Regions from separate parts of the Homo sapiens genome. Here region 1 is linked to region 2. Evidence: read pairs that join two places in POLR2A ChIA-PET (ENCODE). Cell type or tissue: OCI-LY7. All regions are shown on one strand. Each heading gives the region's core, and the rest is flanking DNA. Links, peaks and the distances in the headings are about the cores only.

The links. Peaks named below come from ENCODE experiments on the same cell type or tissue, not always from the same donor. Only the 100,000 strongest peaks of a DNase experiment are listed, where the experiment ranks them.
Region 1: POLR2A ChIA-PET joins it to region 2 with 6 read pairs; 2 of 35 experiments call an interaction of 5 or more read pairs at or near these places.

The regions. Positions count from the first base shown.
Region 1 is chr13:66,494,705-66,502,855 of GRCh38, forward strand. The region is part of intron 4 of PCDH9 (protocadherin 9); the gene reads right to left. Among named protein-coding and RNA genes, the nearest start is that of PCDH9-AS1, 190 kb to the left of the region's middle. In OCI-LY7, for the core only: no CTCF peak of the experiment used is centred there; no DNase peak of the experiment used is centred there.
Region 2 is chr13:66,655,959-66,664,109 of GRCh38, forward strand. All of the region lies in intron 3 of PCDH9 (protocadherin 9), which reads right to left. LOC105370247 (a long non-coding RNA gene) reads left to right here. Exons shown (of 3, transcript XR_007063818.1): 3 at 4,103-4,187. Among named protein-coding and RNA genes, the nearest start is that of PCDH9-AS2, 170 kb to the right of the region's middle. In OCI-LY7, for the core only: a CTCF peak has its summit at 4,126; DNase peaks (open chromatin) are centred at 3,893 and 4,203; H3K4me3 peaks cover 3,348 bases; H3K27ac peaks cover 4,201 bases.

The DNA of each region.
Region 1 (8,151 bases), core at 1,585-6,584, 160 kb before region 2:
ATCCAGTTTGTGGGATATTTCACAAGATAACTGACCTGGTTTCATCAAAATATCCATTACATTAAAAATTGTTTTTAATGAGTTGGGCAGGGGAGATTGCTTTAAAGAGATTTATTAAATGTTTCAACCAAAGGCAATGTCTTAATTCTTTTTGGTCTCTGAATTGAAACAAAAGCCAAATGTACAAATATTGTTCTTGAGAAATTTGTCACAATTTGAATATAAATGACAGTAAATAATTACTAATTTTATTAAGTGTGATTATGTCAGTGGGTTATATAAGACAGAGGAGAGGATGGAAGGAAGGAAGGAATAAAGGAAGAAGGGAAGAAAGGAAGAACAAGGAGTTAAAAACATGAAAAAAATAGATTTTTAAAATAATTATTGAATTTAGCAGATGGGTATATGAAGGTTTATTAAACAACTCTCTCTATGGTTATGACTAAAAATTTTCATAATTAAAAGTAAGTACAAAAAGAAAATTAAAAATTCTGGCAAACAATTAGAGATTTTTGTTAGCATGTTTCAATATCTTCTTTGTTAGCATTCTGATTTCTAATTCTAGTTTAAGCCTAGGAACCTGCATTTAAAAAACACTTCAGGTACATTACAGGCAGGCTTTAAGCAATGACACATTGAAAAACACTAAAGAGAATTACATTTTCTGACTCTGGAATAAATAATCTGAAATAACACATTGAAACCAGCTAAGTACATTCAGCTGTTATTTTATTCAACGGTATCTCCTTCAAGGCGAGATGGGGACTAGGAATAAGTTAGCCTTGGTCAAGGTGGACACTGAGATGATGTTTCTGATTCAACATAGTGCTTTGGAAACAGAGGACATCCATTCAATGTTTACTTGCAAAATAAATACATACATACATACATACATACCTCTGGATGATCAGTCTAAAACCTTACTTCTTCAACTAGAGCATTCTAAAAAGTCAGAATTGTTTAATTTGGTTCTGGGTAGAGAACACACTGGTGACTCTTTGACCTCTATTGGCTGCATTTCTGCCTGTCATCCCCAAACTGTGCATTCCACTTCAGGCTAAGCCCTTGATCTCTTTAGGAGCCACTGCACACTAATTCTTGCTAGTAATCATGGCCACAGACACTACAATCCCATTGTTTGTGCCCAAATCGTGACTCTGCCACATATTGAGTGTTCCTGAGCAAATGACTCTACTCATCTTTGTGACTGAGTTTCCTCTTCTGTGAAACAGGAGTAATAATGGTACCTACCTATGTTGATTTGCTGATGTGATGTGCTTTACTTGTTTAAACTGTTTAAGATTGTACAAAGCCCATAGCAATACTTATAAAATTTTGACATTTATTATTGTTGTGCTTCTCTCATGCTGTTAACACTCAACTATCTATCTCTCACATTATCTTTATTCATTTCCCCCGATTAGGGAAATTATTAACTTGGTTGACCCGTGCTGAACATGTTCAAAATATAACTCTTCTTCTCCTACTCAAACATCATGTTTTTGAAAAATTAACATTTGTCCAGTAAACCAACTAAAAACTTAGGTCATTTAAATCCATTTCAATCTTTGTCCACTATATCGAAACTATCCTCATATCTCAGACATCACATACCTCCAGGTCTGTTTTCATTTTTGATCCCCCCAAATCTCCAAGCACATTTTCATGTAGCTACTGATTGTCCTAAAGTTCCATCCTTCCATTCCTTAAATGTTTCTTGCACTACCACATTCATTTCCTCCTCTCAAGGTTGACACTATGCCCCTAGTACAAGTTATTACTTCAAACATGACATGTATTTATAGCCCTCTCAGTGCTATGAACTTAAAAATAATAATACTGGTTGAATAAATAAATATTTTATGTGACAGTTACCTGTTATAAACATCTGTCCTGTAAACATCTGTCCTGTAATGGCCTTTAAAAATGGCCTTTATACAAGTCAGTTATTATGGAAACAATATGGAACATAATGTCAATAATTCCTCAGTCAGTTACAATCACATACTTGTACCAACAATTAGGTACTTGTCCCTTATTTAATAGTGAACATGGCCTTATATCACAAACAATTAAGTTCTCAATAGTGCAATTAGTGGCAAGAACAAATGCAAGGCAAAAAAGAAAAGGGTTTTTTAAAACTAAAATTCCAAGGCAATGTGGGATTGTGTATCCATGATATTCTTTGAAGTTTGAAGGCTCTTATATCCAATGCATAACTGGCTACGATTGGTTATCTCTTTCACAAGGCCACATGATTTATGTATTATCTTTTATTTTCCTCCCGACCCCTAAAATCCCCATATTGGCCTTTTGTTTCAACAATTTTATTTTTGCAATGGATTTTTTAAAGTTTCTGCTTACTTTTTCAGTTTTTTTTTTAGACGGGTCCTTGCTCTGTTGCCCAGGCTGAAGTGTAATGGCGGGATCTTGGCTCACTGCAACCTCCTCTCCCCCTGCTCAGGTGATCCTCTTTGCCTCAACTTCCCAAATAGCTGTGACCACAAGCATGTGTCACCACACCTGGCTATTTTTTTTTTTGTATTTTTGGTAGAAATGGGGTTTTGCCATATTGCCCAGTCTAGTTTCAAACTTCTGAGCTCAAGCAATCTGCCCACCTCAGCCTCCCAAACTTTCTGCTTATTTTTAATAAATATGTTAGACTCATATCAAGAATTGAGTGGCACTTACAAATTATCTACATTTTATAGGTTATGCTTTGTTTAGCATTTTGCGAAATCCTACTTATGTAGTTGGATATAATTTCAGTTGAATTTCTCATTTGCCCAGATGTCACACAGTCAATATAAATCTGAATTTATGCTAAAAAATCAACCATCTCTCTACCTTTCTTTCTCAGCTTGTCAGGTTTACAGTTGAGAAGGATGTTAGAGATCATATTTCAAATGCTACATTTTAATGATGAGAAATTTGAGACCAAAAGATATTAGGAGACATTTTTGGCATTACTTGGTAGTTAAGAGGGTTTGATAACCCAGGTTCAGACTTGTAAGCAGGTGTTCCTTACACAGCAGCAATTTGCTCTCCATTAAGTTATAATAGCTAAGGACATACACAGAGTTGAGAAAAAGTGCTATACACACTCTTACTTTTTTTTTTTTTTTTTTTTTTGAGATGGATTCTCACTCTGTCACCCAGGCTGGAGCATAGTGGTGTGATCTTGGCTGACTGCAACTTCTGTCTCCCAGGTTCAAGTGACTTTCGTGCCTCAGCCTCCCCAAGTAGCTGGGATTACAGACACCCACCATGACGCCCAACTAATTTTTGTATTTTTAGTAGAGATGGGGTTTCGCCATGTTGGCCAGGCTGGTCTGGAACTCCTGACCTCAAGTGATCCTCCCGCCTCGGCTTCCCAATGTGATGGGATTACAGGCGTGAGCCACCACGCCCAGCCCAAACTCTTACTAATTTTATTTATTATTATTATTTTTTTTTTGAGACCAAGTCTCGCTCTGTCGCCCAGGCTGGAGTGCAGTGGCGCGATCTCGGCTCACTTGAAAGCTCCACTTCCCAGGTTCACGCCATTCTCCTGCCTCAGCCTCCCCAGTAGCTGGGACTACAGGCGCCCACCACCACGCCCACCTAATTTTTGTGTTTTTAGTAGAGACGGGGTTTCACCGTGTTAGCCAGGAGCACTCTTACTAATTTTTGACAATCTTTTGCCTCTTGATTGCTACAAGGTTTTCCCAGTCTAATGCCCTATTTCCCAATTTGAAAAAAAAAACCACAGGCAAGGAGTGTTGAAAGAATATAGGGAAGAACACAGAGGAAAACTCCTTGCATTGGCTACTCACCTACTGACTTCCTCAATATCCCTGTGATCTGAAAAGAAACTTATAACACTTTGGAAACTGTCACCTATATATAGTATTATAATGCCATATATAATTCCCAACCCCACAAATATTCAACATTTCAAGTAGAGCATGCCATAATTTAATCAAATAAATATCTCCACAAAATTAAACGAATGTTTTAATAAGGTCCTGAAAAAATTTTTTTTTAATGTACTGTTGATGTGGTATCCCGTATTAAGTGCGTAATACCTAAAGGACAGAGAAGTATTTGTCACCTTGCCTTTGAAAAAATTAGTTGTTACAGTTGTGTCTTCAGTTTTTCTCTTAAGTTCATTGGCAGCTATACCAAAAGTTGTTTTTCACCAACAGAATTGAAATACAAGACCAGAACAATTTTCAGATTTAAACATCTAGGATGTCGTTCTCAAATGTCACATGGCAATAGTTCACTTAAAGAACAACAAACAGAATGAAGTGTTGAAGGAACATTTTACTTTTCATCATTGTTTACTTATATTCTGATGGATATGTCAGACCTGAATGCCTAAAAGCAAATATGGATGGGAGAGACAAAAATAAAAGCTTATGAGTTTGTGAACCAGAAAAATCCTTATACCCTATGTATTTTCAGCTAGTATTACATTTAAAACATAATACTACTACGAATTGAAATTAAAAGAAAGATGATATTTAAATGGGAAAAAAGAAAAGGTGATGTTAAAATGACATTTTATTTATTCTTTCCTTTATATTAAATCTTTAAAGCAGATTTTTTTTATTTCAAGAAGGTCTATATATAACAAATAAATTTCTAAGATATACATACTTGGACATTAATGAATGAATAAATACAGTATACATAAATTCATTTTTAAAAACATGTCTAAAACAGTGTAGCAAGATATAAAAAACATTGTTCTGATTAACTAGCTATGTGACCTGCACACTTCTTGAGATGGTTAAAAATCATGATGCTCAAGATGGTGGTGATGGAGACAATGCTGTTGGAGGCATATATAAAAATCTCCAGCAGACCATTCCAAGCTACACTGCCCATGGGAGTGGGTGGTGGCTCAGAATAGTTATTAATCATTTCCTATGAAAGTTAATAAGCACAATAGTAATGATGAAAATATGTTGTTTATGTGAATATTGTAGTGACAAAAGTTAATCAACTGATATAGGTTGAATGTTTGTCCCCTCAAAATCTCATGTTAATGTAATCCCCAGTGCTGCAGATGGGACTTAGTTGGAGGTATTGGATCATGGAGATGGATCCTTCCTACATGGCTTAGTGCCATCTCACAGGTAATGAGTGAGTTCTATTATTTCACAAGAGAGCTGGTTGTTTCAGAGAGCCTGGCATCTTTCTTGCTCCCTTTCTCGTTATGTGGCATGCCTGCCCATCCTTTCCCTTCCAGCATGATTGAAAACTTACTAAGGCTATCACCAGAAGCAGATGCTGGTGCCATGCTTCTTGTACAGCCTGCAGAAACTGAGCCAAATAAATCTCTTTTATTTGTAAATTACCCAGTCTCAGGTATTCCTTTATAGCGATGCGAATGGACTAACACATCCAACCATTAAGATATTTTCCTCTTCTATTTCTATTAGATAATATAGCATTAATAAATTATTAAGCATATGATGCAAAAGAGGGTAGTTACATTGTTACAATAATTCTTATTTATAATTGTAATCCCTTTGCATGTCTCAGGATTTCTGTCATATGATCTTGCAATTTCACTTCTGGGTACATATTTAAAGAAAATAAAATTAGTATGCAAAGAGCTATCTGGGCTCCCATGTATAACACAGCATTATTCCCAATAGCCATAAAGAAGAATGAAATATCGTCATTTTTGACAACATGGATGAACCTAGGGGACATAATATCAAGGAATTGCTTTTTCTTTCATTTTTTTTCTAAATATGTAAGACCGGATAAGTAAATTTTTTTAACAGGATAAGTTTTTTTGTTTGTTTGTTTGTTTTTTTAACAGGGTAAGCATGGAAAACATTTAGTAGGGTTACTGGTTGGTAAGAAGTGCTCAAAAAATGGTGATTACTGTTATTTTTGTTGGTATTATCCACAATCTGAAATGATTAGTTTTTTATATTATGAAAATTATAACTTTAACCTATTTTATTATCAGTTTCCAAAGAAGGATTAATTCACTTACAAGAAAGCCTACGGTATATTCTTGCTGTCTTGCTTTTCCTATATGTTTCCTACTGTTTCTATTTTATTTCTATCATCTACATTTCATTGAAATTCTAATATCACCATTAATATTCTAATATTATAATGCCATCATTTCCATTACAAATGAAATACACTCTCCGTATGTCAGGGCAATTACTTGCCCTTTTTCCCTATATCCACATAGCAATTTTTTATTTGGGTGAGATTAAGCATAACAAAAAATACTTGGAAGAGCTCAGATCTGAAATACAATGATTCACACATCCAAGAACTTTATTAGGTTTAATTATATTTCAAACAGCTGAATTAATTGATAAGTGGTAATATTTATATAGAAAAATAATCACCAAGAACTTCTAACTTTAATCAGCAGAAATCTCAAAAGGCGGGCCAAACTTAAGAACTGCTAAAAATAAAATGTCTTTTAATTTATAATAAATGCACATCCTTATGAGTATGTCATTTGAAATTAATGGAATTTTTGAAATTGATACTTGTCAAGTTCTTGCACTGCTTTCCTGTGAGGGGAATTTCTCCTTCTTGATTGTGAGACTCATGAACATCACTGTTTTACATACCATTTCTCTATTAAGGATGAAGCAGTCTTAGACTCTACAGTATTTCATCATGTTGTGAATCATCATTAAACATTTTGCTGACTCTCAAATGTCAAATATTCTCCTGTGTCATAAAGAATTTCATTAAACAGCATGGGAGAAAGAACAGAGTAATTTTAGGAAATCTTCCCTGCTGTTCATTATGAGCTTTGTTATTTATCTCCCATTCCATTTTCTCCTGGCAACTATAAATGATCTCTTCCTCATCCAAATGGTTCTATCACAATTACAGGTTTATATGTTTAAGCAGAATTTACCTAGTATGAAAAAGTCTCTTTCTCAATAGCAGCAGTAATTTTACCAGTAAATTCTACAGGTATATTAAAAAAATTAAGATAATGAGATATCAAGTAATAGTCATCATTGTAGTAATATGCATTCTCAATGACTAAAAAAATCAAACTGACCAAAAAGAAAAAGAAAAAAATCCCTTTACCTTTGGGGACCCTTTTTAATGTAGTATGTACATTTTACTTAAGGCATTAAGCCTTTTGGGAAGGACTTAAAAACTAGAGCCATAGTTAGTTTTTTTCTGACAAAACTCTGTAATCTAACAGAAAAGACTAAGAGGGTGGGTATATAAGAAAATTCATAAAAACTTAGAGTGCTGTTCTGGTCTGGAGTTAGTGCATTAGGCATCCTGAAGGTGATGTGAAGGCTTAGTTTAACAAAGGTGAGAAACAGATGCATTTTTGCAATTTTGCCAATTGCCAGTTTTGATATTCTCTCTGAGCTACCTGTTATGGTAGCTGTTACTTACAAGTGGCTATGGAACACTTGAAATATGCCTAGTGGCTACATTGGGTGAATTAAATTTTAAATGTAAAAGTGAAAACAAAGTAAAGTATTTTTTTCTGTCAAGTAAACATTCTTCTTTTGAGTACAACTTCATTTCACATTAACTATCACACTGAATAAGGTTATTATTGTTGTAGTACACATGTACTTTTTACATTTTTAATACATGACTGTGAGAAAATTTTAAATTTTGACTCATGTTTAATTCACTTCTATTGGGCAGAGCTGTTCCATATAATAGACTACTTATAAAAATATTATCTACCTTTTGTGATCAAAATATTTTTTCTTAAAGTTCATTTTATTAGATTTAAAGAAACACACAAGTGATATATTCTTTTGGTAACAAAACTATATAAACACACTATAAAAAAATTTGTCATTTTTTATGAAGTGAGCAATTTTACCTGCCAAGATTTTAAACAATTTTCCTGTGTATTGTAAAAGGATGTGAAGGCTACAGAAGTACACGCTACTGAAGAATGTCTAGATAGTGAAATAGCAGTTAATGAAGAACAAAACCTTTAATAAAATAGAAGTGCTCATGACAATTGGTAGAAATATTAATAGGGTAAAAATCCCACTCTAAAATGTTGCTTTTTAAGTTAATTTGTTTAAGTTTTATTTGTTTCGTCAATTAGGAGTATACTAAACTACACAGAATTTGCTGATGTGAATATCTCATTTTAATTTTGTTCTTATGGCTTGTTGA
Region 2 (8,151 bases), core at 1,572-6,571:
ATAGAGCTGAAGTAATTGCACTCAAGGTCTGCTAACTTTTTAATCAGGCATTTGGTTGCAAGCTGCTCACAATTGATTCTAAGAGAACTAACACTATCTGAAGAAGAAGGCAGGTGTGCCAGAAAAGCAGGCATGTTGGCAAAACAAATGAAATATTTTAAAAGGAAAAGCAAAAAAAAAAAAAGCAAAATCAAAGCAAACTTCTTGTCAGCAGGCCATTTTCTTGGCTGAGCCTGTTACTGAACAAAGTCAGTATATGCACAAGCACTGTGGTGGAAGCCCCACTGACCTGCTACTGCTTTCAAAGTGGAGCACTAAAGCTTAGCATTGAGGAGCCCTGTCCATCCCAACATTAGTGAATTGAGTTAATTAACAGAGAAGGCTTGCAATTTCCATATTCAGTAGAGTTAAGACACCATCAGAGGTTTCTGGAATTACATTCTAATTAGAAAAGTTTCCTTTTCTTCTCATTCAGGTTACTCTTTGAAAACAAATTTGTTCTTTCATAAAGGAAAAAAAAAATTCTGCAGTTTTCTTTTGAAAGCTAATTATTTCCTTTCTTTTTCTTTCTTTAATAAGTGTCATTCTCCAGCTGTGAAAGTGATGCCTTCTAGGCATGTTGCACATATTTAAAGGTACACATGTTGCTTAAGAGCACTGGGGGCCTTGGGGATGGTGGGGTGGGGGGGCGGTTAAAATGCCCTCTTCTGTAGTTTCTTGAAAAAGGAGCCGCTAAGAGTTAATACTCCTGTGAAAGTGCTTCATATTCACTAGAGAATATTCTGACAAGTAGGGGGATATTTACAAAATTCCAAGTTTGAAATTTTTTTATGATATGAGTTAGGTACAGTGTTGATCTCTCTTTATACAGAAAGAGGAAACCAAATGAAAGATTTGGGTATTTACCTCGTGGATTCCAAGACGCTTGCTATTTCTTTCTTAAATCCCCAGAAGGAAATGAGAGCATCTGAACTTTTAAAAAGGAGTATAAAGCAGAAATAGCTCTTGCAGCAGAAGAGCAAGTCAGAGCAAGAGGAACAAGGAAAAGAAAACAACAGAAATGAGCTTCCTCAGACAAAAGCCTATGTCCATTTTAATTACACCGATTTGCCTAGACCACCAGGCAATCTATGTTAGAATTCATTAGCGTGGCTCGGGGTCCAGAATAAGTTATACAGAGATCAGTGGATATAAAACATTATAACCAATTACACAAGTTTCTACTCCAGTTCCAGAAAAGTTATGGAAGTCTCAGTTCCTGTGTGTGCCATCACTTTAGCCTCCAGGAAGCTATCTCTTAGTCTCTCCTACTGTAAACATGTCTCCCTGAGTCACCACAGCATCTGTTGTTTCTAGGTGAAGGACTAATACAAATAACAGGGAGGCGCCTGGCATCTGGCCACCTGAACACAAAGTCACTTAATCATACGGGAGTCTCTTCATTGCTATGATCTCAAGCATTTCAGGAAGAATGCCAAATGGAGAACAAAGAGACTGGCAGGCAAAGAGCTCCTGGTTGCCTGGATTACGTCACAAGCATAGTTTTTGCCAGATTAACATCTATGCTTTTACTGACTCCAAATGTGACTTTAAACAAAAATTCTCATTCTCTGTGCAGTATTTTACAGCAATTGGAAATCCAGTATTGAAGCGATTCTTTGGAATCCAGCAGATCTGAATGATGGGTGTGAGTGCATGTGCATATGTGAATTATATTCTAAGAACTCGTGGAAATAGATGTCATAATATCTCCTCCTGCCAATGGAGCAGGGAACAACATCCTACACTCCTGGGCATATCTGTGAGTGTAAAGCATCACCACTTACAAGGATTACCTGTTTATTATGATGTGCATTATTAGCCTAATGCTTACTCTTTCAGAGCCTGCACATCAAAGAAATCTACAGTCCAATCGGCCCTCTGTGTTCCAGGGTTCTGCATCCTCAGATTCAACAGACTGCAGGTTGAAAATTCACAAAATAAAAATGCTTCTTAAAAAATGGCATTAAAGAGAAAAATACAGTGTAACAACTATTTACATAGCATTTAAATTTTACTGGGTATAAGAAATCTAGAGATGATTTTTAAAATATGGGAGGATATGCCTAGGTTATATGCAAGAACAATGCCATTTTCTATCAGGTACTTAAACATCTGAAGATTTTGGTATCTTCTGGGTTCCCAAAACCAGTCCCCCGATTGTACTAGTAAAACCTTGCTTTTGTTAGATTTTGGTTGTTTGAATTTTTTGTGTTGAGTGGAAATAATGAATACAATAATCAGAAACACTATTACTTTGAGATATGTTTAATTTGTAAGTAATGTTTATATCTCTTTGAATTTCCCAAGTTGATATAAAAACACATTTATTTTAGGTTAAGAGGTACCTTTAGCTTTTAAAGATTATTTATGTGTCTGTTCCAGTCTATTGCTTAAACTATAGAATAAACAATTCTTAAGGGTAATATTTAGTCATGATCATTTATTGGTTAATTTACTTTTTATTTTTATGTCCTTCCTCAAAACTTTCATGAATGTATATACATATAGCAATCAATTTTATCTTTTCTCTACAGCATTAACATGAGTTATCTTCAGATTTAAAATGCCAAAATCATTGTATTTTACAAACACAATTTAAACACTCATTTGTTTATTCACAATGTTTTCTTAAACATGTATCTATACATTCTAGGTTCAGGACATGCCACATAATCAATGTGCTAAGTAAGTATGATGTTGTAATTTAATTGTTAGAATTATTTTCTTAATGGTATATAAAATGATGATACTTTGTACTTTGCAATCTATGACTTTTCCTATCTGTTGAAATTCTATGTTGATATCCAAGAGGAGGAAAAGATCAGAACGAACATTTTTAAAGCATTTATTGTTTTCTGGTGACTACATTAAGAGTTTTATGTTTTATATCATATTCATCAAATTATGACTTAAGAATTAGTGTCTTCTTTTTGCAAAGGATAAAATAGACTTCAAGACATATAAAAACTAGCCTCCTCCAAGTCATATTTTGTAAGTACAATTGTCAGGATCAAATCCCTTGCTTATTTGCATATACTTTCTCCATTGCAAAAAACAAAACAATAAAACACAACAACAACAACAAAAAGCAAAGCCTAAATTATCACAGATGATGAGAAAATTAACCGAAATTAAAGAAATGATAATAATAACAAAAATATATTAAATGGCCAATGCAATGGAAAATCGAATACTCTTCCACTAGTTTATAAGCACCATGTAGACAAGGTCATGTTTGTTTCACTGTCAAATATATAAATGTATCCCTAGCCTTAGAACAGTGCTCAATAAGTATTGACTAAATCATAGAATTTGTCTCAAAGGCTTATTTTGTGCATGCACTAGTCATCCAAAAAGAGGTAAAACACCATTAGGTTTCATCAGACTTGATAATAAGTTTCACTACATTTTATATCCTTGGGGAGGACCAGTGCTCCAAGTCAGAATGACTTACAGAAAAACAACTGCTAAAATAGGCCTTGGAACATTTGAAACCAGATACAGTTTAATGTGGTTTATCCCTCCACTTAAGTTATGTTTGTGTGTGTGTGTTTGTGTGTGTTTGGTAGAACAAGCAAAGAAGAGGTTTGCTTAATCTTTCGCAGGTTTTAATTTTCTTCTCCAGTTTTACATCACGTGAATCCTGCTGCATCTTCCCTGAAAGACTTTTTAAACATTTTTTTTTTCTGTTACTGCTTCTGCCTGCTCAGCCTCCTTCCCCGATCTCTTAATTCTCTATATCTTCTGTTCTCAACTTAACTCCACCCATTAAATCATCAAAGAAGCTGATTTGGGGTGTGTGCCTGTGTGTGTGTGTTTTAGCTTATTTTTAGCTAGGACTAGCGCATGTACAAGTGGCCAAAACTAGTGAAGTATAACAAGTTAACAGCAGAGTCAAGGATGACACTATTTAAGGTGCCATTGCTTTGCATGACACTGAAATAAGCTTATTAACTGCTGGCGAATTCTAAGCTACACCACCTCAAAGTGGTAAAGATTTAAGTCTTTCCAATGTTTGGAGCTAAACGAATGCCTAAAATCTTTCTCTTTTTCTCTCTAGCTTTTCTCGGAGTTGAAAGTGATAACACACCACCACATGGTCAAGTGAATCATAACCTGCTGGGGCTTGAGGTATGGAAGACGAACAGTGGAGGAAAAGGTATCTTCCAGCCTGGTGAAATGCCGTGGAAATGTGAGGCCATTTATTTTTTCTAAATGCCCCAGCAACAGCTCTCATTCACTTGCAGAAGCAAGAGCTGTTCTGACTACTCACAGTATATGGTGAGATCTTTATTTCTTTGCCTTTTTTTTTACTGTGAGTTTCCTTTTTTGTCATCATTGACCTTATAATGAATCACTGCACTGTCTGAGTAATGAGGCTGCAGTAGATAAGGTCTCCTGAGAATATGAAGGAAGAAGTATGTTCAGCAACTGATTACTGACTTATCCACCTGATTATAGTGACCAATCTACTCATATATCTGATTTCAAATGCCCAATACAATGTTAATAATCTTATTAAAACTTCTTTGCAGTAAAAATCAAACTTCTTTGGTTGATGTTTTTTCTTAAATTTTTAAATTCTAAGTAGAGCAGTAGTTTTAAGATTGCACAATACAAATATTTTAGTGATGCTTCTGGAAATCCATCTAGCAACTTGTTATTTACAATATACTATTAGTAGTACATTATAAATAACTGAAATCTAAAACATAATTCATAAGGAATACAGAAAGAAAATAGAAGGGAGGATATCAGTTTAAATATCATATTTAACAATTTGATACTTGGAAACAAAATAGTTAAAATAATCAATCCCATTTTATTTTCTTTTTACATTTTATTTTCTTTTTAAGAATTTTGATTTGCTTCTGGAAATATTTTATATTTTAGTGATGTTTCTGGAAATCCATCTAGAAACTTGTTATTTACAATATGCTATTAGTAGTACATTATAAATATCTGAAATCTAAAACATAATTCATAAGGAATACAGAGAGAAAATAGAAGGGAGGATATCAGTTTAAAATAATAATTTAACAATTTGATATTTGGAAACAAAATAGTTAAAATAACGAATCCCATTTTATTTTCTTTTTAAGAATTTTGATTTGGTGACATGCTGGTTTAGCAATAGCCATAATTATGCTGCCATTTCCTGTTTCCTTTATTAACTAAGAATTTCAAGATGAAGAACCTTATTTCTTATAGAAAGTTAGCTGAGCATTTTCCTTTCCCTTGTTGGAACTGAAGAATTGAGATAACTCAGAAACCTAACACTTCGATATGAGTTCTAGTGCTAGGAGGATGAGTGTCCTTCATTTTGATCTTTGCTAACTTTAAGTGACACTTCTCATTACCCCTCACCAGCTCTTCCCCAAAGCATCCTGCCTTTTCACAAGCTGTGAATGAGAACTCTGACTGGCGTTACCAATATTGTTTGCTGAGTAATAGTTTGTTTTCAATGTGCGGCTTCAGGATCATTTACTAATTAAAATTGCTTTACCACTGAGAGGTCCCCTGAGGTATGCCCTTGTTTATCTGGATTATACCATGAAGTCATAGTTGAATCAATCCTTAGACCATAATTTTCTGCTAATCCAAATGAAAAGTTGGAAATAATAAATTGATAAAACTCACACAATTTTATCAGCACACATGTACAATTAGGTTTATCATAAATCAAATAAACACAAACACAGATATCCAATCTGACACAGGAAGACAAAGCTTAAATGTGGAGCAATGGAACTATATGACTAACTTTTAAATATGCTACTGATAAAGGGGGAAGGGTGAACTTTAAAGAAACTGCATTTTTCTAGTCAATTTGTATTTATAATCAAAAAGTTCTGGAGTTATAATATCATAGCCTTTGGGCCTTATTTAACATATCCACGCTTTACGAAATCATCACTCAAGTAAACCAATAAAATAACTTAGGCTGACTTTCCCACAGGTTAATATTGTGACATGCTCAGGTCCTCAGTGTTACATTTGTTTAAAGCTGTGGCATGATGAAAAATTATCCTTTGTGAGTATGTGTGTGTGTGTGTGTGTGTATGTGTGTATGTGTGTTAGGAAGTGGGGATAAGAAAGCCTCAATAACTTTGATTGCTTCAGTGTAGCTAGCAACATCAAAACAAATATCAAGTATATCAAAGATGAGAACCTAAAGAATGTCACATAAGGCCGGGCGTGGTGGCTCACCCCTGTAATCCTGGCACTTTGGGGGGCTGAGGCGGGCGGATCACCTAAGGTTGGGAGTTCGAGACCAGCCTGACCAACATGGAGAAACCCCGTCTCTACTAAAAATACAAAAATTAGCCAGCCGTGGTGGCTCATGCCTGTAATCCCAGCTACTTGGGAGACTTAGGCAGGAGAATTGTTTGAACTTGGGAGGCAGAGGTTTCCGTGAGCTGAGATTGAGCCACTGCACTCCAGCCTGGGCAACAAAAGTGAAACTCCGTCTCAAAAAAAAAAAGAATGTCACATAAATGATTCAAAATCAATAAGGAAAATAAGACTTAAATATCAAACAACTGAACATGAACAATTCCTCTGATTTATATTAATTGTCCAAGACATTGAATATCCAGTGTCCAACATAAGGACTAGCTTGGAGCAGACCGTCATACATGTTTGAAGAGTTATGTGGGGAAACAATGGATGGGCGAATGAAGAAACAATGGGTGACATAAGGAGTTGGTGGTGTAGGGTTCTGGTCTGTTTTATTCATAGTTAATAACTCCAGTTCAAGGGCAAATAAGAGAAGACAAGAAAGTAAGGCCTAAATATTTCAATTTTAAAACATAGTATGTTATAAGAGAATTAGTAAGTAAAACTATAAGAAAGTGAATGAGTAGATAAGACATAACTAATTGAAACACTTCTATCATAGATTTCTAGCGGGCTGTATCATTTTCTATAACTATACAATATCAAGAGTTCCCTTATAGATTTAAAAAGAAATAACAGTGTATATATGATGCTAAATGACACAACTCAGTATCAATTGTTTTACTTCTTTTTCCCAATTAACTATAAGGAAAAACAGTCTCTATAGGAGAATCTTAACACTACAGCTTAAATGATGTGAAGGGAGATAAACAAAAATACAAGTAAATTGTCAAGTTCCTGTTTAGGTTGTGGACTTAATGATACTGGCTTATGATATTTCACAAGTGTTTTTGGGAAGATTTCTCATTTATTCTATTTATGAGATTGATGTCCTGGATACTTAACATAAAAAAGTATATTTATCCAAAGTAAAACAAAATAAGTCCCTTTCACCATTAATATTTATTGTGTAGCTTAAATGCAGCAGGATTCTTCCAAATATGAAGGCAAAAAAACCTGGGCAGAACCTGACAGCCTAAGAGAAAAATGCTGCTGAATTAGCACTTTCCGAGAAGGCCTTAGAGACTAGACATATATTATCTTTGGAGTCAATGATAAAAAGAGATTTGAGAAATAAACGTGAGGGTTTTCATGACTATGCAATAAATACATTTTCTAACATAGAAAAGTGACCTATGTTCTAAAATGTTGTTAATTATATCTTCAAACAGATGGATGTCTATGTGTGTTTATCTGCATATATCTTGACACTAATGACCTGTAAATTACTACTGTATCTCCTGACACATGAACCAGACGCATGGAGAGATTCTCGATATAAAAATTAGTTAATCTTTATAAAAATCGAAATATCCTAAGTCTCTTTCAAATATAAGATTCACTCAGATTTACTCTGTAATTCATAATTTCCTCTTGTGAATTAGAGATGTGTACATGCCTTGAAGGTTCCATGGAATCCTTTGCAGATAGAGCCTGATCTAAAATGAGGCATATGTTAAATCTTCTTACACAAGGCCAGGCTCTCATCTTCCTCTGCACCCCACAGTGCTCATTCAAGTGAAGAGTCATCTTTGAAGGCAATTGTAGCTTCTTGCTTGGCTGAGCATCATGGAGCTTGGAGCAAGATAAAAAAGGAACTACAGACTTTCACCTAGAATTCTGCTAGCAGGACACACTGAAAACAGCCAGCCAGACCACTGTGGGATAAGTTTCCTATCCCTTTTGCCACATACAAAGTGTGATATATAC